3 separate regions of the Homo sapiens genome follow, and all the other regions are linked to region 2. The links are chromatin loops, found by intact Hi-C in ENCODE. Cell type or tissue: mammary epithelial cell. All regions are shown on one strand. Links, peaks and the distances in the headings refer to the core of each region. The heading gives the core; the rest is flanking DNA. Region 1 overlaps ITGB6 (integrin subunit beta 6). Region 2 has its middle 240 kb from the start of TANK-AS1. Region 3 overlaps RBMS1 (RNA binding motif single stranded interacting protein 1).

Evidence for each region. Hi-C counts contacts between places; a loop is a spot of excess contacts. Peaks named below come from ENCODE experiments on the same cell type or tissue, not always from the same donor. Only the 100,000 strongest peaks of a DNase experiment are listed, where the experiment ranks them.
Region 1: a loop joins it to region 2, with 4 times the contacts of the local background. A loop is called at or near these places in 4 of 110 quality-filtered maps.
Region 3: a loop joins it to region 2, with 5 times the contacts of the local background. A loop is called at or near these places in 9 of 110 quality-filtered maps.

The regions. Positions count from the first base shown.
Region 1 is chr2:160,105,114-160,115,513 of GRCh38, forward strand. It overlaps ITGB6 (integrin subunit beta 6), which reads right to left. Exons shown (of 15, transcript NM_000888.5): 13 at 6,967-7,086; 14 at 2,566-2,732. Among named protein-coding and RNA genes, the nearest start is that of PLA2R1, 48 kb to the left of the region's middle. RefSeq lists an enhancer at 7,483-7,552. In mammary epithelial cell, for the core only: a CTCF peak has its summit at 5,023 (motif pointing right); no DNase peak of the experiment used is centred there; H3K4me3 peaks cover 178 bases; H3K27ac peaks cover 507 bases.
Region 2 is chr2:160,913,235-160,923,634 of GRCh38, forward strand. No RefSeq gene overlaps it. Among named protein-coding and RNA genes, the nearest start is that of TANK-AS1, 240 kb to the right of the region's middle. In mammary epithelial cell, for the core only: a CTCF peak has its summit at 5,873 (motif pointing left); a DNase peak (open chromatin) is centred at 5,867.
Region 3 is chr2:160,347,152-160,357,551 of GRCh38, forward strand. The region is part of intron 2 of RBMS1 (RNA binding motif single stranded interacting protein 1); the gene reads right to left. Among named protein-coding and RNA genes, the nearest start is that of MIR4785, 56 kb to the right of the region's middle. In mammary epithelial cell, for the core only: a CTCF peak has its summit at 6,205; DNase peaks (open chromatin) are centred at 4,960 and 5,560; H3K27ac peaks cover 1,981 bases.

The sequences.
Region 1 (10,400 bases), core at 1,936-6,935, 810 kb before region 2:
TTATTTGAGTTAAACCTTTTTTGCATCCAAGTGAATAATTACTACCCAGTCATTATCTAGTCAGGAACATCAAACATTTGTTATTCAAAGAAACTCAATTTAATAAGGGAATAATATTTTCCATTTATGCTTTTTTTTCTGTTTAATGCATGTTCGGGTCGCATGTTAGATGAAGAAACAGCAAAAATTCAGCATTTGAATTTCAGTCATGTTCTACATCCTGAGGGAGAACAATTCATGTTTTTGGGGAAATTAACTGTTAATTAAAATGTTATTTTAAAGATATTAATCACTTGTCAGTATTTATGCCTCTGTATGAGAACATTGAAATGTGCTGGTTAGTAGATACACATCACATAATTGCCCAAGTGCGTGTTTGTGGAACACCTGCTTATTATTTCCAGGAGGGTCAACCAAAGGCTGTGCTTAGAAGAACAATGAACAATTAGGCTTCAGCTTAACCATGCACCAAAAGTTAGGGAAGTCCCTTAACTTCTCTGAGCCTTAGTTTAGCTCTTCAAAATGGAAATACCAGGATTATATCATGGGGCTTGCTGCTATTGTCCTTTGTGGCAACTTAACCATATTCTTTTACCTGGTTGCCCTTCTAACCATGGCAAGGCATTTGTTGGAGAGTTGATGAAAGTCAAAAATAACATCTGTGGCCAGGGGTCAGGTGAAGTGAACTGTCCTACAACTTTGGGCTCATTAGTACTGTGTTCTAAGTCACCAAGCTAACCTGTTTACCTTTTACATTGTTAGGGATGAGTAAATTATATCTTCTCCTGAGGAATTTTGCTTAATTATGGAAAATACACACATTCGCAAAAAGAGGAAAGCTATATAACCAACCTCCAAAGACCCATCGCTCAGATTCCACAGTTATCACAGTTCTGCCACACCTGCTTCAACTATCCCTCCATCCCACTCTCTTGGCTGAATTATTTCAAAGTGAACCCCAGCTTTCATTTCCTTTCACTCCTTCAGTATGCATCTCTAAAAAATATGGATATTTTCTAGCAATGTCACCATGCCATTATCATACCTAATCAAATTAACCATACTTATTTGCTATCATTCTAATACCCAGCATGTATTAATCTTTTTTCAGTCTTTTTATGTATTTATTTATTATTTATTTTGGAGACTGGGGCTCACTCTGTCACCTAGGCTGGAATGCAATGGCATGATCATGGCTCACTGCAGCCTTGACCTCCTGGCTCAAGTGATCCTCCTGCCTTAGCCTCCCAAGTAGCTGGGACTACAGGTGTGAACCACCATGCCTGGCTAATTTTTGTATTTCTTTTTGTAGGGATGGGTTTTGCCATGTTGCCCAACTCGAACTCCTGAGCTCAAGTGATCCAATCCTCCTGTCTTGGCCTCCCAAAGTTCTAAGATTACGGTGTGAGCCACCATGCCCAGCCTTTTTCCAGTTGTTTTAAAAATGTATTTTTACAGGTGGACTGTTCAAATCACGATCCAAACAAAATCCATACATTGCATTTGGCTGTTGTATCTAAATGCATTTTTAATGGGAAGATAAAGTAGATAAAAATTTTCAGTGTTCATTGTCCTGTACCATGTATTATCATTAATTTAGAATAACCGCATACAACAGAAACATCCCTTATCAAGATAAATTTATCAAAAATGGAAAATTCCATTTGCTTTAGGAGTTGAAGGCATTGCTATAAAAATTGTTAACATCAAATTATTTGGGCGGACAAATCCAAAGGAGCATTGCGTCTACCTGTATTTTCTCCAGTGATATCATTGTTGTTAGAATCAGCAATGTAAGATAATTGCTGTTAGATACCTGGACACACCATTAGAGATAGAGAGATGAAATTAAAACTATGGAATTGTTTCTATGGGTCTCTAGAAATGTAATTATCTCTCCTGTGGAAAAGAAACACAGAAAACTATAGTCCTGCCTTCTGATTGCCTCTTGTGAAGAGAAGGCAGTTAAATTATTTCTGTTGAGTTTATGTATTTAAAGGTTAATACTTTTGGGGTTTTTTTCAGGTCTCTGTTTAAAATTTATGTTATTCAGAAAAAATAACTGCATGGCATTTTAAAAATCATCTCAATTTTGCTTTGTAACCTATTATATCAGAAACAAGTATTTCCAAAGAAATTGGCATGAATTATCGTACTATTTATGAACACTATTCCATTCATTATAACATAACCAATTTATGGAAATGTTTAGATATAGCACCCGTGCTTTATCAAATGGGGCCTGAGGGATACTCCTAGTGGTGAGGAAGCGCTGGGTAAAAATATACTTCCCCAATGTCCCTAAGCAGCTGTCTCAGGAGCCTCATGAGACCCTTCATCGTGGTGGAAATCCCCACCGCACTAAGACAAATATAAGCTATGAGGGTCATCTGGACCTTTGCCCCTGAAGCAGAACAGAAATCAAAGCTGTTGGAGTCATGGCGAGAGTGGGAGAGAAAAAATGTGACATTTGAACTCCCAGAGCAGAAGAAAGCTGAGCCCCTCAATCTCTTCCACCAGCCTCTTTCTCCCCTAGACAAGGAGTAGCCCTAAGTTTCCACATACCGTTTGCCACTTGGCTTTTGATCGTTCTGCTTCAAATTTGGCAACTTCTTTACGATCATGAAATGACACCAGTAGCTTCCAGATGCACAGTAGGACAACCCCGATGAGAAGAATAGCCAGGGAAACCCCTAACATGATCATGGGAATGTTTGGAGGCTTCGGACAATCTGCAGAAATAAAGAAAATTATAAGAAGGTGGTAAAATCAACATTTTGACATCGGAAAGGCATTTCTTGTTGGATTTTCATCTACATTTTCTGCAGCAGAGGATAAATATTGACACCATTTTCGCCTTGCTTAAATTTTAAAAATGAGTTACTTGTTGAAGAATAGCCCTGCATTCCTCAAAGTAGAACAAAAGATAAAGGAAGAATTTAGATATTTGAAGTAAATGGATATAGACTTGATGGTTGACTCTAAAAGAGAATCCAAAAGAGTGATAATTAATGCACATGGAATATTTAAAGGATTAAGAAAAAGACTAGTTTAATCACTAAACATGGTCTCTTCTGAGTTCACGATAAAGCAGAAATGGAGTGTGTGTGTGTGTGTGTGTGTGTGTGTGTGTGTGTGTGTGCTGCATGTCATCAGTTTTTCATGGACCTTCTTGAATCATGGGGAGTCTAGAAGACTATATTAAAAGTTATATAAAAACCTATCCCTTGGAAAAAATTACTATTTCCTTCTTTCTTTATAGACAGAAGACAATGATGGGTTTCAGTTCTGTTTTGTTGAACCCTAATGCAGTAGTCTGGTTTTGGGGAAGTTCCTAGACTAGATTCAGGAGAGGTAGATTCAATTCCCATCTGATGTACAGTAGCTGTGTGAATGTGATCCAGTCCCTTGACCTCTCTGAGCCCCAGGCCCTTCCTCTGTAAAACAAAGTTCAGTGTTCCCTTACCTTTTCTGATGATACCAATAAGCTGAACTGTTCTTGCTTACTAACACAGCTTCCTGGACCCCTTCCCCAATATTCTGATTCAGTGGGTCTTGGATAAGCCACCGATTCTGTGTTATTAAATATTCTAAATTATTCTTATCCTCAAGCAAGTCTGGGAAATTAGATGTTCTGTAGGGTACTTTCAACTTGAATATTCTATGAAATGTTATTTTGACTGTATTGAAGATATTAATGTAATTTTGCAATTATACAGTACGTTTCCTAATTCACAGCAGAATGACTAATAGTCCTTGCAATATGCCTAGGAGATGATACATTTCTTAATGAAACATTATAATTATGTTCTCCTCTTACTTTCATGGAAAAAAAATCCCACATAAAATTATCATTAGATATCTGCATCTCTCTGCAAGAAATGAGGCAAAATCCATGGGATCTGGGGAGGAAATGAATGATGTTTAGTTTATCCTAAGTCTTACTGCTTTTAGATATTTAATAAGGAGAGTTATACACATATGACTAGTCATGCTGTCTTTAAGGTAAGGATCTGGAGTTGATGTGAATCTGAGTGGGGCTAATTACCCACTAACAGCATGATGCCTGGCCTCACACACTTTTGTTCTTTGGCCAAGAAACCATGTAAAGAGATTATGCAGAAATAAGTAAAGGAGCTAATGACATAGCTATTACTGTATGAAGATCTAAAGACTATATTCTCGCATAGCAAATGAACCATAGCTGCCTCTAATAGGTGAGCACATTCCTGCAAATAAAGCGGCAGGCCTGTGTCATGAGAATATATACTGGCTACATCTTTGGCTAAGAAATGCCTGGGGTGGGGCATAGTATGTTCCTGTTCAAAGCAAGATGAAGCTTGCTACAATCCTGCACCTAGACATGAATTAGGAGGGTTCTCCAGGAGGGACTAAAGAAGAAATGGGTGCGGTCTGGCAGAGATAATTATTTTAAGAACTGAAAGTCCTCAGGAATTGTACATTTCTCAATTAAAGATGTTGGCCCAAGTGCCAGAGCAGGTCTTACACAATAGAGATCATCACTTTTCATACTTGGATGTTTCTTGAGATGCTCAGACTGAAAATGGATTTCTACGTGGAAGAAGAGGGTCACCTCTATCACTGTGGGCAATGTGGCCCATCGAGTCCAGGTTGGTGCAGCACCTACTTCTAAGGTCCTGAGTATCTAACTGTGCTACATGCGTTGCACAATCTGGTAGCTCAATGTGCATATTGAGTGCTTGAAATGTGACTTTTCCCAAGTAGCTTATGCTGTAAGGGTGAAATACACACTGATTTTGAACACTTGGCATGAAAAAAATGTAAAATATCTCAGCTTTTATACTGATTACACGTTGAAATGACAATATTTTGGATAACATCGTAAATAAAATTCATTTTACCTGTTTCTTTTACTTTTTAATGTAATTACTAGAAAATTTTAAATTACATATAGGGTTTGCCTAACAGTTCTGTCGGATGATGCTGATCTAACATCTTTTTGTGATTCAGATAGTTATGATGATTGTACAGCCAGTAGGAGGCAGTAGAGCACAGTGGTTCAGAGCAGGGGCTCCAGGCCAGGCTGCCAGAGCTCCTCCAACTAGCTCTGGCACGTAATTACTGCCAGACCTAGAAAATTATTTAATGTCTCTATGCCTCAATTTCCTTACCTTTAAAATGAAAATAATAGTGGTACCTGTTTTATATGGTTGTTAAGAATATTAAGCGAATTAATACATGTAAAATATATAAAACAACATCTGGCAAATGGTATTAGGGCTCAAAAAATGAGAGCTGCTATTATAATAATTAATATTACTATTGTTACAGCAAATACAGCACTCTTTCCCCTTTTCTATCCTCATCACCTCAAGGGCCTGGAGCCTCCAAGTTGGAACCTGTGGGTATAGCATCTACCCTAGCTGGTACTTTCCAGCCAGGAAGCCTTCCCGCCTATCATTCCTTGACTCTGTTGTGGCTCTTATGCTCTGGAAGTCCCTCCGGACTGTGGGGGAAAGAAAGAAGATGAAAGAAGCCACCTGTGTCCACAAGCACCCTGGTGGCGACCCTTCACTCAGTTCTTTTTTTCAATTTGCTTAGAGGACCCTGGGGATCAGCCCCTTTCTCACTTCTCAGTTTGCCTCTTCTACCCAAGCCTCCACCAGGCCACCCTGGGATTTTCTAGTCTGAAAGCTGTGAGACGGGAGACAGGAGGGACCATGGACCTCTGGGGACAGGTTCTGCTCTGCTGGCCCCTGGAAGTGCCAGGCCTACCCAACCATGCGGACATTTGTTGAGGAAGAGGGAGCCTGGAGGCTGTCAGGTGACTCTTGTTAAGCCTCCGGGAGGTTATGTTTCCCCTCACTTTTCCCTACTACAAAAGCATGGGGATAATAACACGCCATAATAAAAAGCATCAGGGCATCTGTGCGTGCTCTGCAGAATGGCATGTTGTGGTGCCACTCTTATTGTGTGGAAGAATAAAAGAACAGACAACAGCTCAGTAATGAGGAGGCATTTAGCCAAGGCATGTTTCACTGAAAAAAAAAAAATCACCAACTAGATACAAAAGTCTCTGAATTAAAAGCAGGACTTATTCTGGAAATTCGTTTTTGTTTTTGAAACTCGTTTTTTTCAATAGAATCAATACTGTAAGGGATGGCTTTGATTTCAAGATAACTTGCTAAAGTCACTGCCACAGTCACAGAGGGTTGGGAGTGTAGTTGGAGAATTTTATTTTGTAAGACAGATAATGAGCAGGCAGGCTTTTTTGGTATTATAAAGTAATTTCTCCTTATACAGCAGGATTCTCCTTATGTTTCCCTAATGAACGGCCACAAGACTCATTTTATGTATGCATTTCAAAGGAGTTGATTTACATGAGATTTTTCCAGAGCAAGACTCCAGGGGCACTCGGCATACCTGAGCTTCAAGGCCAAGTTCACAATCATCTTCAGATTTCAGGAAGATGATGACTGCTGCAACTACAAGTCATCTTAGCTGTTTTTTTTTTTTTTTGGCAGAGTCTCACTCTGTGCAGTGGCGCGATCTCGGATCAACGCAACCTACACCTCCCAGGCTCAAGCAATTCTCCTGCCTCAGCCTCCCAAGTAGCTGGGATTATAGGTGCAGGCCACCATACCCGGCTAATTTTTGTATTTTTAGTAGAGACAGGGTTTCACCATGTTGGCCAGGGTGGTCTCCAACTCCTGACCTCAAGTGACCCACCCTCCTCGGCCTCCCAAAGTGCTGGGATTACAGGTGTGAGCCACCGTGCCCGACCCTTATCTGGTCTTAATAAGAGACACTGGAACATACTGAACCTTCTAACTGGCATCTTTCAATCCTTGGGAAACTTTAAGAAACTTCATCAAAATTTTGGAAATGTCTTTCCTGGCATGCTACCCAGAGCGATTTTCTGGTTGCTTTCTCTTCTCCTGTGTAGTATCATTTGCCATCGGCAATGGAAGGCAAAACACCCACCTTTTTCATTGATGCTGTGAATGATGGTTTTCCCCTCATTATCTGTAGTTATTAGGAATGTAATAAGACATTCATTTTCTCCTTGCAGAGAGCAGGAAACAGAACCATCCTTTGAGAAATCTGCAGATAAAGGAGTCATTCATTAGGTTAAACAAGATTCCAAAAGAGATTGTTTTTAAAACAAAGTAGTATTGAGTTTTAATATGTAAATTAGAGTTTTCAATATTGCAGAATGAGAATAGGAGAGGCATAGGTTTTTTTTTTTCTCATGAAGTGAGGTTTTCGTTTTCACTCACGTTCCAGAAGAACAGTTCCAGTTGTGGTCAATCAGGACTGACCATCAAATGTGCCTATCAAACGGATACGGGCAGGATTGCAACAGGCTGAACGTACTTCAAGGCAGGTACCCACAGCTGCCTTGGGAATAGAATGGCCCTGATTATGGTAATGAGGGGGCTATAGGTTCTTTGCTGAGAGCATGAAGGATGTCTAGATTACATTTCTGCACAGTTCAAACTGATACTGATACTTTTAAAGGGGCCTTTCTCACAACGACATAGTCAAGATTGCTGGCCATGTATTGTGGTAACAGTAACATAAATTAATATCAGGAAACTGAGACTGAAGCATTATGTAGCTCAGGGACCAGCAGGATAAAGGTAAATAAATCCACAGTGACAGTTTGTCTATCATTCAGTAGAGCTCCTTTCTTAATTTGAAAAAAAAAAAAAATCCAGTTTACCTTAAATCTTTTCCAAGTGGGAATTTTTCCTTATTGAGCTCATTCAAGAGGCAGAAAATGAATGTCATGACAGAAATTAAAAGTAAAGTAAAATGGCCAATCTGAGATGCCAGTACTATCTACCAGAAATTTTAGTAGTCCAGGATGTATGCCAAAATTATGTGGCATTCTGCTAATTAAGAAAACCAAACAAATTTGCTTAACTGTTCTCCTATCTTTTAAGTTGGAGACTTTTCAATGATGGTTACAAACACTGTTTTTCAGAAACCTGTAAGTAGAAGACGTTTTTCTCCTAATCTAAACTTTTAGGACATAGGTCCAAAATTAGTGTGTTATGCTACAATGGATCAGAACATTAAAACTGGGGCTGCCCCTGATAATCTTGGACATACTCCTACTAGACTTATAACCTCTCCCATTAGCTTAAAAATAAAAACATTAATAAAGCAGAATCTAATGTGTTTTCTGAATCTAACAAAAATTAAATAATAGTCTGTTTTTGGTCAAAAATGCCATAGCCATAGATAGAAATATTAAGTTGCTGTTTGCTGTCTTTACATTTTGTTTGAGATGAAAAACCCAACAGTGTCTGTGAGAAGTATGCTTTGTATTATCTATGAAAACAGGAACCAGCAAGACATTTAGCATTGTAAATAAAATTTCGGATGATAGATTTAAGTGTACAAACTGTTTTTGAACCCATTAGAAACATCTATTACATGGGAATATTAAGAAATCTAATTACAAATCATCCTAGTCTAGTCATTGCCAAATGATTATGGTCATCTAAGTCACCTGGGAGTTTTGAAAATGTAGATTCTGGGGACCCACCTTGGGTATTCTGATTTGAGAAGTTGGTTGTGTGCAGAGGAGCTTGTACACTTAGTGAGTTGTTTAATAAGTATTTTTAAAAAGGAGATTCTGATTAAGAGATTTGGTGAGATGTGTGTTATTTCATATATTTGATTGCAAATGGTATTGCATATATAATTCATACGTTGGCCATTTTATTTGGCCTTTACCACATCTCCTGTTCACTTGCCCCTCCAATTAGCTAGGGTTCATGAAGTCTTGGGGACTATGCGTTTTCTTCTTGGACTGTTTTCTTGCTTCTTTCCCCCTCTCTGTGGGAACAGCCCAGGCTCACTCTGCTCGCCTTGAACATATTTAATGAAACATTTTATTCTGTGGTAGGAAATATGTGAGTGGCTTATCATACTCCTTTCAGTAATATTAACCATGTTTTTAAAAATTTTCTTTCAAATAGCTGCACTGAAGCCTAGAGAGGCTTACTTGACCTGGTCAGGGTTATTTAAGTGTTAATGGAATGGCAGAATATGATCTTTGAGTCACAACTCCCATGTTGCTTTAATTACTTCACCACTCCTTTTCATGACTGTTACGGCTCTAGATGTAGCCTGTTTCATGGTGTTTGGGTATTGAAATAGTATTCTCAAATGTGCAACGACAGATTTGCATAATTCGCTGCATAATTTCTTCTGTTGTTCATAGAAAATGGATCTCTCTTTTTTCCCTTCCTTTGTGAATGTCTACAGTGCTGCTCTAGAATAATACAATGAAAATAAGATGCCAGGCAGTCCGTGGAACCATACTCAGAGAAGGAAGAAATGTGAAAACAGGGGTGAGGATGTGGGCCTGGGAAGGTCCAGGGAGGGTGTGAAAAATACAAAGCAGGGGGGTGGAGCCAAGATGGCCGAATAGGAACAGCTCCAGTCTACAGCACCCAGCGTGAGCAACGCAGAAGATGGGTGATTTCTGCATTTCCATCTGAGGTACCGGGTTCATCTCACTAGGGAGTGCCAGACAGTGGGTGCAGGTCAGTGGGTGCGCGCACCGTGCGCGAGCCAAAGCAGGGCGAGGCATTGCCTCACTCGGGAAGCACAAGGGGTCAGGGAGTTCCCTTTCCTAGTCAAAGAAAGGGGTGACAGACGGCACCTGGAAAATCGGGTCACTCCCACCCTAATACTGCTCTTTTCCAATGGGCTTAAAAAATGGCACACCAGATTATATCCTGCACTTGGCTCAGAGGGTCCTACGCCCACGGAGTCTCGCTGATTGCTAGCACAGCCGCCTTGTACACTGCTAGGCGGCAGCGAGGCTGGGGGAGGGGCACCTGCCATTGCCCAGGCTTGATTAGGTAAACAAAGCAGCTGGGAAGCTCAAACTGGGTGGAGCCCACCACAGCTCAAGGAGGCCTGCCTGCCTCTGTAGGCTCCACCTCTGGGGGCAGGGCACAGACAAACAAAAAGACAGCAGTAACCTCTGCAGACTTAAATGTCCCTGTCTGACAGCTTTGAAGAGAGTAGTGGTTCTCCCAGCACACAGCTGGAGATCTGAGAATGGGCAGACTGCCTCCTCAAGTGGGTCCCTGACCCCCGAACAGCCTAACTGGGAGGCACCCCCTAGTAGGGGCAGACTGACACCTCACACAGCCGGGTACTCCTCTGAGGCAAAACTTCCAGAGGAATATCAGGCAGCAGCATTTGCGGTTCACCAAGATCCACTGTTCTACAGCCACCACTGTTCTGCAGCCACCGCTGCTGATACCCAGGCAAACAGGGTCTGGAGTGGACCTCTAGCAAACTCCAACAGACCTGCAGCTGAGGGTCCTGTCTGTTAGAAGGAAAACTAACAAACAGAAAGGACATCCACACCAAAAACCCTTCTGTAC
Region 2 (10,400 bases), core at 3,311-8,310:
GCCCGGCCTGCTTCTTTGCCCCTCCCTCCCACCCAATAAGTAGAGCACTATATGCATACCACCCAAAGGCCAACTTTTCAACCCAAAGAAAAAATGTTAATCCCTGGAAGGAATAGCACTGGAAGACCACTCCATCCCTTCTCGCTACTCCCATGAGAAGAGGAGGAAGGGTCTCATCAGCCTCTGATTGGTGGAACTGGGAGACAGGGTGATACTCCTCACTAGAGATCCATCCTCTTTGATGCTGTCTGGACCTGGCTGCCCACAAACAACCCACATTTTCCTTTTTACTTCCTGCCACCTTGTCTGAACCAGAGCAGCTGCTCTGCCCACCACCAGACAATGTCAATTCAAGGTGGGTGGAGAGGATGTAAAGCCTATTGGTCTTAGATCCAAGATATGTTCTCCAACCCATTACTAGCAAGAAAGGCCATTTTTTATTCCTGTCTGACCTCTATTATCTACTTCTCAAAGTAGTTCAGAACTCAGAGAAGAGTTAAGTTTTCTGGGGTCTTGAAAACACCAACTTCCCTTTAGCAATTATCTTACTGTAGTTTAATATTTGATTGGCCATACGCCTTTGTGCTAGAGCATAAGCAATTTGAGAGTAAAATCTAGTTCTTTTTATCTTTGTAAGCCCTGACCTAACACAGAGTAGCATTAATGTTGTTTCCACCCATCAATCATTACACTAATATCTAATAAAATAGTAATAAAATGATAACCTGGTTTTAAAAGACTTCACTCAAGCAATTACATAAGCTGCATTTGTAGGTATAAAATTATTACCTGGGGTAAAGTGCCATATTATTGACTGATTTGATCTAATGAATATTACAAGTAGACTGAAGTGTGAGTACTTAGTTCGGGCTGCTATCACCAAACACCAAAGACTGGGTGGCTTGTATGCAACATATTTATTTCTCACAGTTCTAGAGGCCGAAAGTCTGAGATCAGGGGATACCAGTCTGAGATCAAGGTCTAGTGAGGGCCCTCTTTCTTGTTGCAGACTGTCAACTTTTCATTGTATCCTCACATGGCAGAAAGATGACTCTCTGTGGCCTACTTTATAAGGGCACTAATCCCATTCATGAGGGCTCTATCCTCATGACCTAATTACCACCCAAAGTCCCCACCTCCTAATACTATTACCCTGGGGGGTTAGGACTTCAACATATGTATTTGCAGGAGGACCCAAACATTCAGTCCACAACTATCTCCCTCCTGCTGTTCTCCCTAATCTACATTAGAATACACAATTCTAATGTATTATGTGTGTATGAATGAGGGCATTGGATATTAGGGATGCCTTACTTTTCTTTTTTAAATTGTTTAAAATTTTACTTTAACTTCTGGGATACATGTACAGAATGTGCAGGTTTGTTACATAGGTATACATGTGCCATGGTGGTTTGCTGCACCTATCAATCCATCATCTAGGTTTTAAGCTCCGCATGCATTAGGTGTTTGTACTAATGCTCTTTCTCCCCTTAGCCCCCACCCACTGACAGGCCTCAGTGTGTGTTGTTCCCCTCCCTGTGTCCATGTGTTCTCCTTGTTCAACTCCCACTTATGAGTGAGAACTTGTGGTGTTTGGTTTTCTGTTCCCGTATTAGTTTGCTGAGAATGATGGCTTCCAGCTTCATCCATGTCCCTGCAAAGGACATGGTCTCATTCTTTTTTATGGCTGCATAGTATTCCATGGTGTTTATGTGCCACATTTTCTTTATCCAGTCTATCACTAATGGGCATTTGGGTTCATTCCAAGTCTTTGCTTTCATAAATAGTGCTGCAATAAACATATGTGTGCATGTATCTTTATAGTAGAATGATTTATAATCCTTTGGGTATATACCCAGCAATGGGATTGCTGGGTCAAATGGTATTTCTGGTTCTAGATCCTTGAGGAATCGCCACACTGTCTTCCCCAATGGTTGAATTAATTGACACTCCCACCAAGAATATAAAAGCGTTCCTATATCTCCACAGCCTTGTCAGCATCTGTTGTTTCCTGACTTTTTAATAATTGCTATTCTGACTGTCACGAGATGGTATCTCATTGTGGTTTTGATTTGCATTTCTCTAATGATCAGTGATGATGAGCTTTTTTTCATATGTTTGTTGGCCGCATATATGTCTTCTTTTGAGAAATGTCTGCTCATATACTTTGCCCACTTTTTGATGGGGTTTTTTTTTCTTGTAAATTTGTTTAAGTTCCTTGTAGATTCTGGATATTAGGCTTTTGTCAGATGTGTAGATTGCAAAAATTTTCTTCCATTCTGTAGGTTGCCTGTTCACTCTGATGCTAGTTTCTTTTGCTATGCTGAAGCTCTTTAGTTTAATTGGATCCCATTTGTCAATTTTGGCATTTGTGGAAATTGCTTTTGGTGTTTTAGTCATAAAGTCTTTGCCCGTGCCTATGTTGTAAATGGTATTGCCTAGGTTTTCTTCTAGGGTTTTTATGGTTTGGGGTTTTACATTTACATCTTTAATCCATCTTGAGTTAATTTTTGCATAAGGCGTAAGGAAGGGGTCCAGTTTCAATTTTCTTCATATGGCTAGCCAGTTTTTCCCAGCACCATTTATTAAATAGGGAGTCCTTTCCCCATTGCTTGTTTTTGTCAGGTTTGTTGAAGGTTTGCACAAAATCAATGTGCAAAAATCATAAGTGTTCCTAGATAGCAACAATAGACAAGTAAAGAGCCAAATCATTAATGAACTCCCATTCACAGTTGCTACAAGGAGAATAAGATACTTAGGATTACAACTTACAAAGGATGTGAAGGACGTCTTCAAGGAGAACTACAAACCACTGCTCAAGGAAATAAGAGAGGAAACAAATGGGAAAACATTCCATGCTCATGGATAAGAAGAATCAATATCGTGAAAATGGCCATACTGCCCAAAGTAATTTATGGATTCAATGCTATTCCCATCAAGCTACCATTGACTTTCTTCACAGAATTAGAAAAAAAAAAAAACTACTTTAAATTTCATATGGAACCAAAAAAGAGCCCGTATAGCCAAGACAATCCTAAGCAAAAAGAAGAAAGCTGGAGGCATCCCGCTACCTGACTTCAAACTATACTACAAGGCTACAGTAGCCTTACTTTTCAACTAGTCACTCTGAAGATTGAGTAAGGTATCAAGTATATAAATATCTCTTATATCAGGAATCTCCAATCTTTTCCTGAAGAATAATACTTGGTTATTTCCATAAAATGGTTGTGATGATTCAGAACCCAAGCACTGAGCTGGATGCTGCTTTCCTGTTTCCATCTTCACAAGAAGGGAAGCCCCAGGAGCAAGATGATGCATATCTCTGAAAGTCTTCATGATCCTGGTGGAATTTCCTGAAGTTATATACACAGCTTGAAAATTTTCTTGACACAAAATTTAAGTCATGCTAAATACTTTGTCTGTAAGTATATGTGGCATTGTGTATGGACCAATTCAAGCAAGTAGTTCTTAGTAATAAGCATTAAGTAGTCATAACCTAACTAGAAAACTTAATTTTAGAGTCATTATAAGACAAACAGGAGAGTGGTCCACATGAAAGAAATGAAACCAACATAGATTATAAGATCCAGAGATTGTTGAGCAACACAGTTCCCTTTTTGCTTCACCTAGCCATGGATGAATATCCATCTTCCAATTTGTTGTTGTTGTTTTCAGGGTTTACATGTTTCTGATAACAGGTGCTCGTCGTCATGTGCTTTTATCATTATGCATTCCCGTGATGCTCACATTTTCTTTCAGATAATTATAGCAATCAGCAATTAATTTTTTTCTTTCCAAGAGAGACTATGAAATAAACCTTAAAACCTATTAACACCAATACTTTATTTTATCCTATGGATTGTTTGCATAATCCACTAAACTAATCCACTAATCCACTAAACTAAGTCAAATCTCTTCAAATAACTTGTCTCTAGCCATCTTATTAGAAGCAAGAATAAATTTAGTTAGACAGCTTCTGGGTGGAAGAAAGGATGGGGAAAGTAGAGGTGTTTACCTAAAGTGAAACAGGATAAAGAAGGTTTAGGAGGAGGTGGGAGAAAGAGAATGAGAATCAAAGAAGAGGTAATAGTATATCAGTCTTTGGAGACAGGAAGATGAAAGAGGGAGGCAGAGGGTTGGGAGGCAGACCAGGGACAAGGACAGGGAACACTGAGAATATGACCCTATTGTGATTGGGGAGGGTTTTAGGATTGGCTGACACTGGTGTTCCAAATAGAATGAGCCATAGGTCACTTCAAAGCTGCATCAGCAAATGTCCCTCTTCACCCACCTCCATGTTGATGCAAGATACAACTCCAACTGAGGGAGAATATATAAACCAACTTCTTTGGATTTCAAACAAGATGTCCCTTTGCTGTCTGATATTGAAAGTATATACATCTGGTTTCAATATAAAACATATCTGCACCCTACACACTTGTCAGAGAGCTTAACCTGGCCCACTGTGTACAATTTTATTGTATTTCATTTCAAGGTAATTTCAGGAATAAGTAGGATATAAATTACCATAAATAACACAAACTTAAAACACAGATCCTCCCTCCTGCTTTAGGATTGGTGCACTATTAGATAACCCTGGATCAAATAGAAAATATTCCTTGTACTTTCTTTGCTCTGCTTAAGAAGGCAAAAAACTGTTGTATATTTTAGATTTTAATCCAGACACTTCACTTAAAATATAAAAGTATTGGCATGAAAAAGTGTCAGCTCTGGAAAACGTGTCTATGTGGGACACCTCATTCCCCAGCAATGTTAGCTAAATGATGTGCCGCTATAAGAAGCAATGATGCATGACATCAAAGAGAGTTGGACCCACCACATTTCATCACACTTTCTCTGGCATTCCAGAAGACCTCCTTGTTCTGCCTTCTTTACCACTGCTGCAAGAACTGAATCAAATATCCGGACCTTCCCCTGACAACTGAATTGATAACATTTTGATTTTTGAATTTCCATTAGAAATAATGCATGGCTACATGGCAAGAGAAAAGAAAGCAATAATGTGAAAAGCTTAGATACACCATGACATTATCATTTTATATAAATGTACTTACATTTTAAAATAGATAGTAATGAGTCATTAGAGGAAAGATATTGTATCTTTGTATTACAGTGCTACTGAGCTTAATGCTGAATGTCTCTTCAGCAGCCATAGATAGAAAGGGAGAGGGTAGGGTTGCTCCTCACTGACCTCTCAGGCATTATTCAGGACTATAGCCACATCATGCAAATATTTAATCAGTTCCTGAAAATTGTCAGCAAGAGGCAGTTAGAGAGAGGCAGCATTCTTCATTTATTACTGGCACTGCTGTAATAGTACTGAAGAAAGATAGAGGGGCACTCTAATCCCCTGTCCCTCAGCTAGACAACTGAAAATTCTTACTCTATCAGCAAAATGTGTCTATCAAAATCAAGACATAAGGTCTCGAAGACCATTTCATTTGAGAAAACATGAAATGGGACTAAATGGTGGGCACACGGTCTTGAAATAAAAGGTTACTTTTGATCCAGGGAGGGAGAAAAGATTGACCTCAAATGATCCTATGTCCAGGGAAGCCAATTTTAAACCCTGCAGTATTTATATTATAACTTCCAAAAAAATTTTAATCTGAATTTCTGCAAAATTAACATTAATGGAATACTGAATTTGTATGAGAATGAAACTAATCTCAAAGAAAATTATGTTTAAAAACCATTTTGAGAGAGAAATTATCATGTTTTGCTCTACAGGGAAAGGATTCGTGTTGACAAGTCAAACAAAAAGGAGGATGGGAACCAGTTGTCCAGGGAGTAGCAGGGCCAGGGCCTCTGAGCCCGCTGGCCGGCAGAGCAGGCAGTGCCCCCTGCAGGCCTGACTTCCTAAGAGTAGCTCATCAGAAATTAAGGACCTCACATAACTAATTGGGAAGCCAGCCAGCCCGGATTAGTCCACATCTAAGCATAGGCATCCCATCCAAGGTAGACTTCTGGAAGAGGCTCCAGAAAGGGCCAAAGATGGCTTACAAAGAGATTTTGCTGCCCACCTGGTTGTAAATGTCTTTTTGTTTTTTTTGTGGTGTTGACATAGCAAGGCTCCCAAACAGTACCCTCACAATGGTTTTTCCATACTGTCCAGGACACCTCCTTCAGACAAACATGGAAAACATGAGAGTATTCCAAATAATTACAGAGGCTCCATCCTCAGGGCCCCTCCCCATCATGGGCATCTTGCAGGTGTGGGCAACAGCACTGGATAACCCCTGTCAGGGAATGGAGGAGGAAGGCAGGGCTGTGCAAAAATGGAGTTTTGCAACCCAGAGATCCCTGTTGATTATAGATCCATAAACTCAGACAAGTCACTTAAGAATAAAGTCAGTGCCAGTTGATGACTGCTGCCCCAGAATAATTGTAAATAGTGCTTCCTTACTCTAAAATATCCCAGTTTGGGTTCTGTATTAATACATGGGTACTCTATGACAAACATCATTTACAAAAAAGTAATCTTCTGATTTTTTTTAATGTCTGTTTGTAGAAACACAATATAGATAGCCATAATATAGGCTCTGTTCAGTAAAGAATCAGTTCTGATAAATTGGCAATGAGAGATAGAGTATTATGAGAGGCAATGAGAGGCAGAGTATATGTTGACTCTTTAAAAATTGCTATCTTGATTTCTTCATTTTTGTGTGGGCAGTGGTGATGGCAGCAGGATGGGTGGTATGTGTGCGTGTGGAGGAAATTGTTAATACCTCTTAAAAGGCCTTTAGAAGGTCTTCTAAGTAAAGACGTCATACAATGTAGTATTATTATAACTTGTTGGAATTGATTTAAAAGGCTTAACAAGCAATAATATAGAGTCATTTGAAAAGTCTATGAGCAGAAGAACGACCAGGGACATGGGTGGAGTGGGTAAATTTCTGAATGGCAGTCAGATCACCTCTTCTGTCTAGGAAGAACATAGAACTGATCTGTGTGGGACAAAAAGCACTTGCATAATGAAGCCAAAACCCAATAGGAAAATCAGGACACCACAAGGAGCTCAAAGTTTTGTTTTGCTTTTGTTCTTTAATCAAGGGAGTGGCAGCTAGTTTGATGGAAGCATTTTTGTGTTAGAACATTGTGGCAAGGGAGAGAAACCTTAATTTCTGTAATTCTTTACCAAGAACTCCTTGCTTTGTCTTTAAAAGTGGGTTAAGCTAATTGTCTTGCCAGGGATTATTGGAGAGAGTCAATGGTGGGTGTGTTAAGAGCCTGGAAGCAAAATGTGAGTACTGTCCCCGGAAGGAGAGAGGTGGGATAACCACTGGGCTGCTTCAGGGTCTTGCTGCAATCTCTTTAACATCCACAGGTCATTCCGAAAATCAGAGTCAGCATGCAGCATGGAAACCACTTCACAACACTTGTTTTATTTCCCCTTTTTTTGGTCCATTGCTGAAAAATGCATGAAAATCTTGTAAACTATAATGTAAGAGGGCCCCAAATCATGGTGATTTTGTACCTCTTAATTCAAGAGGTAAGAGTGAGCCCAACAAGGGCAGCTCGAGAGTGGAAGGCGGGAGGCCCCATTTATTTTCTTGTAATGGCTCCAGCCTAAGTTGCCTTTTATCCACTTAGGCCCACACGATAAGTTCACTCTGGAAATCTCTTCAGCGTGGCTGCGTGCAGATGTAATCGGACCTGCTCTGGGTCGTCCTAATTGCAAACACATTTCTCTCCCTCTGCGGCCATTCCTAAGCAGGCAGTGGTCAGAGCCTTGCCAGGGTTTTCTGGCATCTTCTTCCTGCTTTGTTTCCAAATCTGCATTTTTCTTTGAGAAAAGACGTATGAGAGATTATAAACAGGATAATTATATGGCAATATGATTTTCAATGCACGCTTTCCTTGCAGATTATTTTGAATGTGTAGGGGTTTGTTTTGGTGTGTTTTTTTCCCTCTCTGCCTGTGAGTCAGGGAGATAAAATGTTGTTTTGAAAGTGCAGTATATGGATCCACTAGAAACCTCCTACAATGTTGTTTAGACAAATGGTGAAAGATTATTCAGGGATGAAGCAAACAAAAAGGAGAAAAGGGAGGAAAGAGTAGGCACACAGGTCTCTGTCATTTGGCTCCCATCACTGAGGGTGTGGGGTCTGTCCCTGTTCTCCATTCTAGAACAGCATGGAGAAGGAAAGAAAACTGTTCATAATTACAGCTACAAATTCAGAGTATTACTACAAAGCTATCGATTCTGAAAGGACAGTGTTCTGGTTGAGGAGGTTGAATGTGATTCTTTGAAAGAACACATCCTTCTGTGCTACCCCTATGCTTCATTAAATTTTCCACCGCAGTTTGTAAAATCAGATGGCCCTGAATCTGAAGATGGGATGGGGTAATGTTAAACACATGCTCATCCTTCAAGTCGCATGCATAGACACAGCACATTTATTTATTTTTGGTGCATAAAATCATATAATTTGTGTCTATTTGAGGTAAGGGGTACATCAGGGCCCACACTGATGGCCACACAGGTTGCTTGGCACAGCTCCAGGCATGCGGACTATGGTGTGTAATTGCTGCCCCTGGAGCTCCACAGCAAGAAAGCCCCAGGACAGTACTGTTTCTCATTGACATTTTGTCTCCTATGCCTAGCATGCTTCCTCCAGTGGCACATACCAGGTAGTCATTCAGTTTTGTTGGATATATTGCCAATGTGCTTCCAGAAGATTGAACTTGTTAATAATCAAAGTATAGCCAGGTGTGGTTACATGTGCCTGTAGTCTCAGCTACTAGGGATGCTGAGGTGGGAGGATCCCTTGAGCCCAGTAGTTCAAGGCTGCAGTGAGCTTTGATTGTGCCACTGTACTCCACCCTGAGTGACAGAACAAGACAAAAGAAAGAAATAAAATAAAGATCAAAGTACTACTGTAAAACAAACTATTGATTCCTTCTCCCAACAGCTAGAGATGCAGGGATAAAGAAAGCTCCATCCTGCTCTAGGAAGCTACAGTTTTGTGGGAGGAACATGTTTACAGGAAGTATATGAACAGCACAGAGGGGTCACAGAAGGAAAGTCAGGAATGCAAACTCTGCGTTCTATAGTCCCAAATATCAAAGAAAACAATGCCAGTGTCTGATCTGTGTCATTTCCCTCATTTTCAGTGGGAGAGGGGAATGAAATATTGGAGCATAAGGATTACTCCAGATATATTAGAATCTGTTTTAGTTTCAAGTATTGGAAACCACCATAACCTCTTAGGTCTCTCCTTCAAATATAACATATTCCCTTTCTGAAGAATTCTTCCTTCAGATATTGTGGAATGACTTCATGTTACAGTCAGGCAATCCTATGCCGATGCTTATTAGCTATGTGACCTTGAAAACATTACTTATTATGGTGATTTCTTCCCTATAAAATGGAAATAATATATATCAAATGACCACAGATGTCATTCCTTCTCCTACATCTCCCACCTGGAGGTACACTTTGCAAGGTGAAGTTTTTGTAAATAACCAACTTAATATGGAGAATGGTTAGTAACCATCAAGTATGAGCAAATGCTGCAAGGATCCTCAGATGGCTACTAGTTTGCCTCTTAATCATCTCAAGCCTAAACAATAGCACTACTGTTTCTCTTCCAAGACCTTCCTAAGGGAAAGACATAGAAGGTATGGAGTGAGACTCAAAAACTTGGAATATCAATGGTATAACCGTATCTTTTCCAAATGAGAAGAATACTGTCTCCAGCAGTATTCTTTATGCACTCCATTCATAACATTAGTAAGGCAAATCTTTCACAGGTTATTTTTAAAATTCAATATATTAAATGTTTATTTTTTTCAGGACTCCTCTCATTGTATCTTTATTTTAAAAGTTCTTGACTACTGTGTCTAATTTCAATCTAGAGGCAATTAAAGTCTTGCTGAAAAGAACATTTCAGGAAAGTGTATTTGAAAGAAACACATGAAAGATGGTCAGCAATCTCTCTATTAGTCCCACAGCTAGAACCAGTAAGAAAAATCAATGACATTTTAGTTGATTTCCAAGACTCATTTACAACAATTCAGTTGAACTTATAAATTTCTTCCTAGAAAATTTTACTGATGGCTGCTAAATAAGAAATTCCATTTCTTGGTCTTCTGGTTATGCTAGTAATTATCATCAATATGCACCCCCCATAAAACAGAGTAGGAAGAAAAATTAGAGCTTTATGTAATTAGATACTGGTTAATACAATGGCACAGTAGTTTAGCTGTGGCTAATTCTACAATTAATTCTAGATTATCCATCCATAGATAATGCATAAGGCAGTAATCATATAGCATCTATGGAGCGACATCTGCTTCAGTAAGTACTGAGAAACAAAGATAAATAAGATCATAACCTCATAACCTACCTGGACATTTTTCTCACTACTGTATCT
Region 3 (10,400 bases), core at 3,400-8,399, 570 kb before region 2:
GTGGGACCATGGCTTTTTTCTTTTTTTTCACTAAGGGCCGGCAATTAATTGCTTAGAATGCTAAAGCTGTATTCTATTGCCTCTGTAGATGTACGAATTCAAATGGTTTAAAGTTTCAGTGAAAAATTCAACATAACTGCTCACAAGACATTTCAAACAACTTTACCACCAAAGCAAATACAACCTTGCCAAAACACAAGATTCTCAAACAAATTTTAAGGTAATGGTTATAACACCATACTATGTTTATTTAAACACCATCTTAAACCTTACTTTTATCACCTCTTACAGCATCAGTGTGATATCCAGTGATGTAAGAGACAGCCACAATAATGAATTCCAGTGATGCCAAAGATCAAGTAAGACTACAGAACTGGAAAATTATTCTAAGCAAATGGTGGTGAACACAAGACAGTAGTAGAACTAATCAGTTTTCTCATCGAAGGTCAACAAGTACCAGTATAAACCAGCCCTGAATACTATGGGTGAAATCACCTGAAGGTCTGTCTACCAATTTCTATCTGTGGAAGTTGTCATTTTGAGAATTACATTTTTACTGATCTCTAACACCATACAAAAGTACCTTCATATATATTATGATTCATAACATTTTTAGACTAAGGAATTTTGCTGCACTTCAAGGGCAATGTCTCAAATCTAGCCCAATAACACACCAGTAGAAGCCCTGATATCCTTAATCTTCTGTTTGAATAGAGTGCTTTATTACTTAGTGCTTTCATATTCATTATTTCAATCTTAATTCAGAGTCCATGATTGAGAAATGAGGCTAAAATAAACAGCAACAAATTAAGCACCGTCTAATGCATGGAAAATAGGCAGGAGTGGTATTTCCGAGCTTTGACCATTCTAGAACAGAACAATGGCCTGCACAGTGATTATCTCTAATTTTATTACCGGAAAAAGTTTTCCTAATTGTGATCCAATTAAAGGATGCTATGTATTGCACCTAAAACATAGTGAGAAAGTAAACCATTATATAAATCCACCCCAAGCCAATACTGGATTTATTTTCCCAAAAGAGTATATGCATTTGATATCCCAAATGCTCCCCAACAAGGTATTTTAAAGGTGTCTCATTCAAAATATCCTCTTCACCAGAGGAATGAAAAGTTTCTGGTTGATGTTTTTCATTTACTTACAAGAATAAAAATGACATTTACCCATCTACACATTCAAACATAAATGCTTATGTGCAGGTATGTGTGTATGTGTATTTATGTATGTAGCATGTATACATATTACAGCCTGTCTTGTTTTAGAAAGGACTTAGGGTAGCTTACAAAGAGACATACCCTAGAAGGCAAAGGTAAAAAATCAACAGCAAAGAACACAGGACAAAGGCAAAAATGAGGCAGGAATGAAATGGCTTTCACAGAGGCTGACTGTTTCAAGTGCTTCTCATTGATGGCTGAGCCTGAAGAGCTTGTCTAATGACTATCAACCTGCACTGATCAAATACAGCATATGACCTAGAGATGAAGCACCTGATTGACAAGAAATCTATCATAAGCAGCTCTTCAGCACAAGCATAATTCAATGGTAATTGGTCCTAATGATGAGTCTGGAATGCAAGTGATAAATGTAATGTGAATGATGATAAGAAAATGTATCTCAATGCATCCTATTGCTTTGAAAATTGACGATTCATATAAGACATATAAGGTAAAACTCTATAATCTGAAAACTTGATGAATTAGTATAACTTATTTCTTGACTATACTGGAAGACAGCCCAGTTAATGATTACTTGAGTTTATTAATGTTTTATAGAGGGATATTTAATACCAAAAAATCTGAAACAAGCAAGGTTCCAGGACCTTAGAAAGATGAAGAGAAATCCTTTATTTCTCCTTTTTTGGATCACAGAGCAGAAAGGAATCTGCCAAGAGTTTCAAATAGCTTTCCTCTTGCATGCCCACTCTGATGAGTTACTAGTGGTTGTATTGTATAGGGAAAGATTCCGAGGCTCAGCCAGGCACAGTAGGAAAGAGTATTCTCATCTATTTATTAGCAATTCTGCCAGGAGAGAGGAAATGAGGTGGTACATGGCCACTTGCTTGTTTATTTCTGATCTCTGGTTTAATTTGCTGATGTCACCAATGAAGAGCCAGAGGCTAAAAGTATCTGATTATTTACCACTGCTTAATAGATGTATTTATTCGTAGCCTGCTTCATTACAAAAATGACTTGATGTGTTACAGAAATACACATAACAATAAATAGATGAAAAAAATCCAGGATGATAGAGAAGAATATGTATCATGTGGGAGGATAAAGTTTGTTCTTGTGGCAAATCCTAGAGCCTTCATTTTCAACACAGCCTTTCCCAGCACTGAGTAATCCACATTCACTACATTTTAGTTGCTCATCTCAGAGACAGAAAGAGAGAGAGAGAGAGAGAGAGAGAGAGAAAGGAAGGGAGGGAGGGAGAGAAATATGTACCCCAGGAATAGGTCATGAGTTTGGCTATCAAGATAAAAATGCCTCCGCAATTAGGGATTTGGGCTCATACCCAGCCTTCCTTTGTGCCATATAAAGCAGCATTTTATTCTTTCATTCAAAAATATTTACTGATTTTGCTTATAATAAGCAAAAATAAGCAAATTATACAATATGTTAGGGGATGGTATTATGACAATAGCACAAGCAAAGCGGGGTGGGGGGGTGGAGGGGGGTTGAGATTGAGAATGCCCAGGTGAAGTGGAGGCAGATTACAATTTTTTAAAGGGTGGCTGAAGTAAGCTGATGGAGAAGGTGACATGAGCAAGGTCCTGAAGGATATGAAGGAACAAGTCAGAAGGATCCAGGGGAGGAGCAGTGCAGGCAGAGGAGGAAAACCTGGTGTAAGGCACGTGGAAGGCCTGGTGCACTTAAGAAACACCAAGGAGTCCACTATGGCTGAAGTGAAGTGATGGAGGACAGTAAGGGGAGATAAAGTCAGAGAAGTTATGGGGAGAGGAGGCAGAAAATATAAGGTCTTGTAGCCATCGTAAGACAGCCTGGCAACCGTGTCAGTGTGGCAGCAGCACTCCGAGGACCCTGCTGATGGAAGTTTTAAACACTAACAGCATTACAAGTGGAGAATGGAAGACTGCCTAATCTGCTCCCATCCAAGATCATTTAGGAAGCATCTCCTCATTTCTCCTCAATGTGGTATTAAAATTCTTCTGCCCTGGACATTTGTCAGTGGTGGGACCCATGGAGTACATCTTGGTCTAGCAGTATCAGAGGTCAGAAAAACCATTACATCTGTGTAATAACAATGAGGTACAAATGAACAGCCCTGTAAAGAAATAAAAGCAATCCAGAAAGACTCACAACAGATATATCATTACTGTCTACACAAGCCAAGGAAACGCTGGTACTGTTAGGCAGACATTGAAAGGAAAGCAGGGGAGAGGAGGAAAAGAAAGGAATGAACAACAATGGCATGATGAACTGCTTCCAGAAGAATGTTCCTTCATGCTCAAGGCTGGGAATTTATCAAGAGGTTTATCAGGAACTCAGGTAGAGAATGAAGCAGACGGCTGCATAGTATTCCATGGTGTATATGTGCCACATTTTCTTAATCCAGTCTATCATTGTTGGACATTTGGGTTGGTTCCAAGTCTTTGCTATTGTGAATAGTGCTGCAATAAACAAACGTGTGCATGTGTCTTTATAGCAGCATGATTTAGAATCCTTTGGGTATATACCCAGTAATGGGATGGCTGGGTCAAATGGTATTTCTATTTCTAGATCCTTGAGGAATCGCCACACTGTCTTCCACAATGGTTGAACTAGTTTACAGTCCCACCAACAGTGTAAAAGTGTTCCTATTCGCCATAAAAAAGGATAAGTTCATGTCCTTTGTAGGGACATGGATGAAGCTGGAAACCATCATGCTCAGCAAACTATCTCAAGGACAAAAAACCAAACACCGCATGTTCTCACTCATAGGTGGGAACTGAACAATGAGAACACTTGGACACAGGAAGGGGAACACCACACACCGGGGCCTGTCGTGGGGTAGGGGGAGGGGGGAGGGAATAGCATTAGGAGATATACCTAATGTAAATGACAAGTTAATGGGTGCAGCACACAAACATGGCACATATATACATATGTAACAAACCTGCACATTGTGTACATGTACCCTAGAACTTAAAGTATAATAAATAATAAAAAAAAAAGAGAGAATGAAGCAGATGCATACCTCACAGGAGGTTTAAAAGTCAGAACCAATACTTTTAAATTGTGATTTATTAAGCAGGCAAAATACAGGTAATACAAACCTCTGCATATGAAACACATATCCAGGCAAGTTGCTGAATGTTTCCTGTCTTCAAATAATTAAAGGCGGGGCAATTAATTCAATGCCAAAGTAAATTCCTACCAAGAATGGGTATAAGAAAAATCACATTTTAAAAAACTTTCAACAAAGATGTCAATCAAGCTAAAAGTTGCTAGAAATCATGATTTTGAGTATTTGCTGACTTTAATGTTTACTGACAGTCCAGGAAACTGTTGTGCATCCACTAATTTCTTTGCAGGGCCATTAAGAGAAGGGACCAGATTCTCCTTTCCAATGGAAATGCATTAGATATCCAAAATATCAGCATTCCCAAGTGAGCCACTTTGATAATAAAAATAACGATTGCTATACAAACTGAAAAAAGAAGGTGACTAAGCAATGTTCCTTCTGTGATTTTAAGGGTAGTCAAACAGAGAGCATGAGAAACATTTGCTTCTACCTCTTTCCCCAAAAAGTTTGAGGCTGCTGGCAAAAATATATGCAACACCACAAGACAAAAATAGATATAAAGTTCAAGGTAAGTGAAGAAAAAATCAACCCAGGAGTAGTTTTTCCACAGACACATGAACCTGAAAGTGAGATCCTGCAGAGCTGCTAATGTTGGATGCAAAGCTGACTCATAACTTCTTAGTAGTGAACATAGGGAAATACAACATTACGAAATTGAGTATTCATTAGAGTAAAACCAGGTCCTGGGCTTAAGAGAAGTTCTGTTTTTCCCAGCTCTAATGCCGGAAGGAGCGTCTTCCTGTGGTTCCTCCTAAAAGCCATACTCTATGTGCAATGCACGGTCAAGGGATCACCTGGGGCCCAAGTACTGGAATTCTACAAGGGCAAATAGCTATGTGGTTAATGCACAAGGCTTTCTGATAATATTGCTGCATCCAGGGATAAATGGCACATTCCTTGGAACAGTGGCTACCAAATTAGGCTCTGAAGAAGTACTTTAGGGGTTCCATCAATTTTCCATATGAATATTTTGTATTTAAAGACTTCTTAGCCTTTAAGTACAAAAACAAATAATAGGAAATGCAGGCAAATATATAGCACAACAAATGTTAACTTACTGATGACCACATCTACATTAAGTTGCTTCAAGTGCTGACACTAGACAAATGTATCTCCTGCTATCTCTTTGTATAAGTGAGTCACCGATTAGGAAAGTTGTAACTCTGCGTTGGTATTCTTTTGGAAATTCAAGTCTGCACATGTCCGTTCATATAAAACTGTACAAATGACCTACACATCCATCATGCTCAAACAAATGCCAGGCCAAGAGCAGGTACAACTAGTTGGCACACACCCTCACCATGATCTAATAGACAGCTGTATAATACTAAAGTGCCTACCGCGTTGCATCATGATAAAGTGACATCATTGACTGGTACTGATGCTAAGTTTTGGGTGCTTCTGGTCTGACTTTTATATCTATTATGAGGCACGTGAATAGCTGTATTATTATGAATTCAATGTTGAGGCAAAAAAATTATTTCCAGTTTCTATTAAGATTAATTCAAGGGGATATCAAGACAAAATGAGCTTGTTAAAAATTAAAACCTTTTGCAGCTGCATAAGGATTTTCCAAATGTCATACAACCAAAACAAAATACAGAAATAAATTAGGTATGTTACTGATACTGTTCTGCAACTGTTATCCACATTTTTGAGTTTATCAAAACTGTCTCACTGTTCTCCCTGATAAGTTTATAAATGTAAATTTGTACTTATAAAGCATATAATTAAAAATACCACTTATAAATATTTTTGTATATAGTTTTGTTGAACATTTTTTTAAAACTACACTTGCTGGACTAGTTCTCTTAAACATGTCAGGAGATGCTGATTCTGTCAACCCTTGGAGACTGGGTGGGGCCTGTCACCTCCAGCAATGACCAGCCTCATCCATAGGTGGCAATCCAACATAATCTAATTCAATGCCAATATAACATAATACAAATATTATCCTTTCCTCTGTCTGCCAAGTTGGGAAGCTCTGTGATGAACAAAGAAACTCCAAATCCTTCATACAATTCTTCATAAATCTTATTTCTTCGAAGAGCTTGTGTCAAGACCTGCCCAGTGGAGAGGACAAAGTTAAGTTCTTTGGCAAGAAACTGAAGTACAGATATTTCATCCTCATGATAAAGAGCAGAGTTAAGTGTAACATTCACTTGTGAAAAGTAAAGTGGCAAATCAAGAAGAGTGGATATTTCAGGAGATATGGACTCTTTTCCCAAGCCTGCCCCTTCCTAGTTTTGTGACTCCAAAAAGGTCATTTAACCTTCCCTGAGCCTCAGCTTTTTCAGTTATAACATAAAAAGACGAAATCAAGCTCTCAACTGGGATTGACCATTAGAAGCTTTAAAAAAGCTTCCCAGTAGCAGTAACATTAATACATGCCAAAAGTGTTCAGAGCACTTGACATTAACCCACTTAGTCCCTACAAGAACCCTACGTTGCAGATATTATGATTATCCCGACTTTATAGGTAAGGAAACTGGGGCACAGAGAGGTTGAGAAATTTGCTCAAACAAGAGGCGGGGCCAGGTGGAAAGCTCTGAGCCTGTGCTCTTTAGTATAAGTGCCTGTTATGCTGTTTCTCCATTAAGTATCTCTCTGTCTTCTGACTCCTGAATCTATAGAAGGACCTGACATGTAAATTTTGATTCTGGTGCGTGTTCCTCGTTAACAGCCACTTGACTAGAAGAGATGTAAAGTTCTGTAATTCAGACTAGAGATGAAAAAAGTTCAATAAACTTTTTAATTAAATAAATGCTCAAATTCTTGTGCCTCAAAAATCAGAGCCAAAATTAAATAAGTATGGCTTTTAAAAGGTAATTGCATGCTGTCAAACTTAAACTAAGGGTAATGAATAGGGGTGGTGGAGGAAAATCTAAGAAACAAAATATTATCTAGCCAGCTACACAGGGGCATTGAAATAGGTTAAGCATTGGAGCAAAAGCTATGCCTCATATTAAGGGACAGTGAAAACAATTCCACAATTTATGGCCTGGCTTTGAAGGTGAAGATGAAACACTTTGGAAGCCCACTTGGAAAGCATCAGTGCTCCTGTCCAAATGGGCTAGCAGGCCCAATTTGTTTCGAGGACCACAAATGAATGTCTCTTTGTTTCATCTTTAAAGAACTAGTCCTTATGCTGCAGGAAAGTGTCCTTTGTAAATCTGGAAATCTAAAGCTGTACATGCAAATGCTGATACTCAAACACATGCTGATCTCCCATGCAGATTCCTTTATTAACATGTGACACTTAACAGAGGCAAGAAGATGCTATGGCACAAAGAAAAAATGAGGGAGACAAGTGGTCCTGGCCCCTTAAGCAATTTAGACAAGCGTTAAGTCTGGCATGGCCAAGTTAGTAAGCGCATAGACAGGCAAGAGGAGAGAAAGTCCATGTGCCCTGGCAGCACCATAAACTTGGTCAGGATTGTTTGTGCTGTGAGTCTACTTTCTCGCTAATTCTAGATACACCATTTATGGAAACTCATCTTCCTTTCCTCCCACTCAGTTCCACGGCTCTCTCACGAAATTTCGTCTCAAAAGTCTCCAGTTTGAAGTCAAACAATTCTAATCAAGGGAGTTGCAAACACTTTATTAAATAAAAAACAACTTTTCAAATAATTTATACACCTAAAACAAAGTATAAACATCTAAGAAAATAATTAAGTATTGGAGATCACTGCTGACCATACAGGCTATCTCGACTGAGAGTTTCGAATCCACTATAAATAATCAGTGAGTAATAAACAAACAGAACACCTGTTTCAGCTGACAGAATGTTTAATTACTAGTCTCTCTTCTGCACTGAAGATTCAACAGCCTGGAATTCATGCATTACTTCTTTCTGTTTAATAGCCACACCAAAAGTACACTAACTCATAAAGCAAACAGGCACTCAATTTGCAGTTTCCCCTGAGAGTAGATGAGAATTTCCAGGTAAGAATAAAAACAAACTCTTTCTCCTGATCCCTATATTTGTTAATGATATCAAATTCCCAGTTTCTTAAGACTCCAAATCTTATACTCATCTTTGAACCACATTCTTCCTCTACCCTCCCTCTGGCCCACATTCTATCAAGGACAAACCTTGGGGCAGCATGTATCACCCACCTTCTCAGTGAAGTACAAGTCCTCTTCTGGTGTTAAAGATTCCCCCCATCATGGCATCAGTGAATACCAGACAGGGCAGGTAGGCAAGCTAGTCCTGTCTTCAGTGCTGGGGTGGGGCTGCCTAGCTCATCCTGAAGATTCATTCAAATGCCAAACTTTGCCTGATGCCCCCCATCACATGCAATCACTCCCTACTTTGTAATCTCAGTAGTAACTTTCTATCTCTCACATTCTGATCTACATTATGTGTGAAGTTCATTTTCTACACCTCCTTAAAGGTGGAAAATGTCTCAGTGCAGTATCTAGAAAAATCACTGGCATAATGTCTAATAAATATTTGTTAAATTACAAAAAAAATGGGATTCACCATTCACTTCTCCCCGAAGTGTCTTGATCTTATGTTTTAATCAGATTTATACTTACAGCAAAACTATAATGTTCTTATATGCCCATTATTTTCTAAAGCAGTATTAGGACTTGTAAGACAGTGACCCCTAAAAAATTGTTTCTTTTCATATATGCACAAACCCTCTCAGGCGCCTAGCAAATGACAAGTTGGATACCTTCTCTATGCTGTGTAATCTTGGGGAGCTGCACATTAGACAGCTAACCAGGAGCTGAGTTTCATATGACCAGCTATGCTAAAAGGGATTATTTTGCTAGATGTCAGGAAAGACAGGTTCCTCCTCTATCCTCCTGCCTTTATTTTGAGTTTTTTATTTTATTGGCTATTCAAGTGGACATAAGAAAAGGTGCTTTTTCTAATAAAATCTTGTTAAATCTATCATGGCCCAATATCTCTTAGGGTCCTGGAGAAATTAGTCTATTGTAGTTTGTGGTGCTGATGAGGAAGCAAGGGTGCTGATGAGGTAAAGAGGAAGTTAATAAAGTAGCATTCAGGGTACACTTGGAGAGGCAGAAAGCACAGTGGTTCAGAGGATGAGCTCTGGAGTCAGACTGTCCATTCTTAAGTTCTGGCTCCACCATTATCAGCTGTATTATCCTAAGCAATAAGAAAAAGAAATATCTTTCAACTTCATTTTGTTCTTCCTCCATGTTATGAAGCAGCAAGAAGGCCCTCACCTGATGCCAACATCATGCTCTTGGACTTTCCAGCCTCCAGAACCATAGCCAAATTAACTTCTTTCCTTTATAAATTACCTAATTTGTGGTATTCTATTATAGCAGCAGATAACAGACTAAGACAGAAAATTAGAGATGATAATTTTGCTCATAAAACTCTTCTAAGGGTTAAATAATAAAATACTTGGCATAGTTATCGGGAGACAACAAGCATTAGACAATTTTTGGCTGCTAGCATTATTTAGATGTTTACACATTACACAGAATTTTTTTTCACATGCATTTATTATGAACTAAAGATGAAGGGAAAAGTTATACATTTCTGAGATTCAACAGTAACTCAATAAGGAAATTCTACATAAAACCAAGCACAACTGCCAAATAAAGATTTTAGAGGCTTTTATTCCTGATGACAGTACTTTCACCTTCGTATAATGGTTAAATATCCCCAAGCTGCTGCTACAGAAATCCAAGGCTCATATAAAGGAACAAGGAAAGGATGTAAATACTATCTTCAATCACAGAGAAGGAAAGGGTGATTTTTAAAAAAATTCTTATGGTTATGATAATTATTTCCAGTGCCGGCTCCCCAATTAACTTCTGCTAAGGCTGATATTAAAACGGGTTTGCCAACAGCTTGTGTGCAGTATTTGGGCATTAGAAGACAGAATGGCTCTTTATCATGCCTAGGAGTAACAAAAAGATACCCTAAAGAAAAAGGTCAACTGACAATAACGAAGATTGGCTAAATTTCTAAATATCCATGCTTACCAGCAGATTTTATACTAAGGATACATTAGAAAATAGACATAACTGAGATTTTCTGTCAAAATATCAAATGCATGTATGAAGTAGGTACTTGGTAATAATTAATA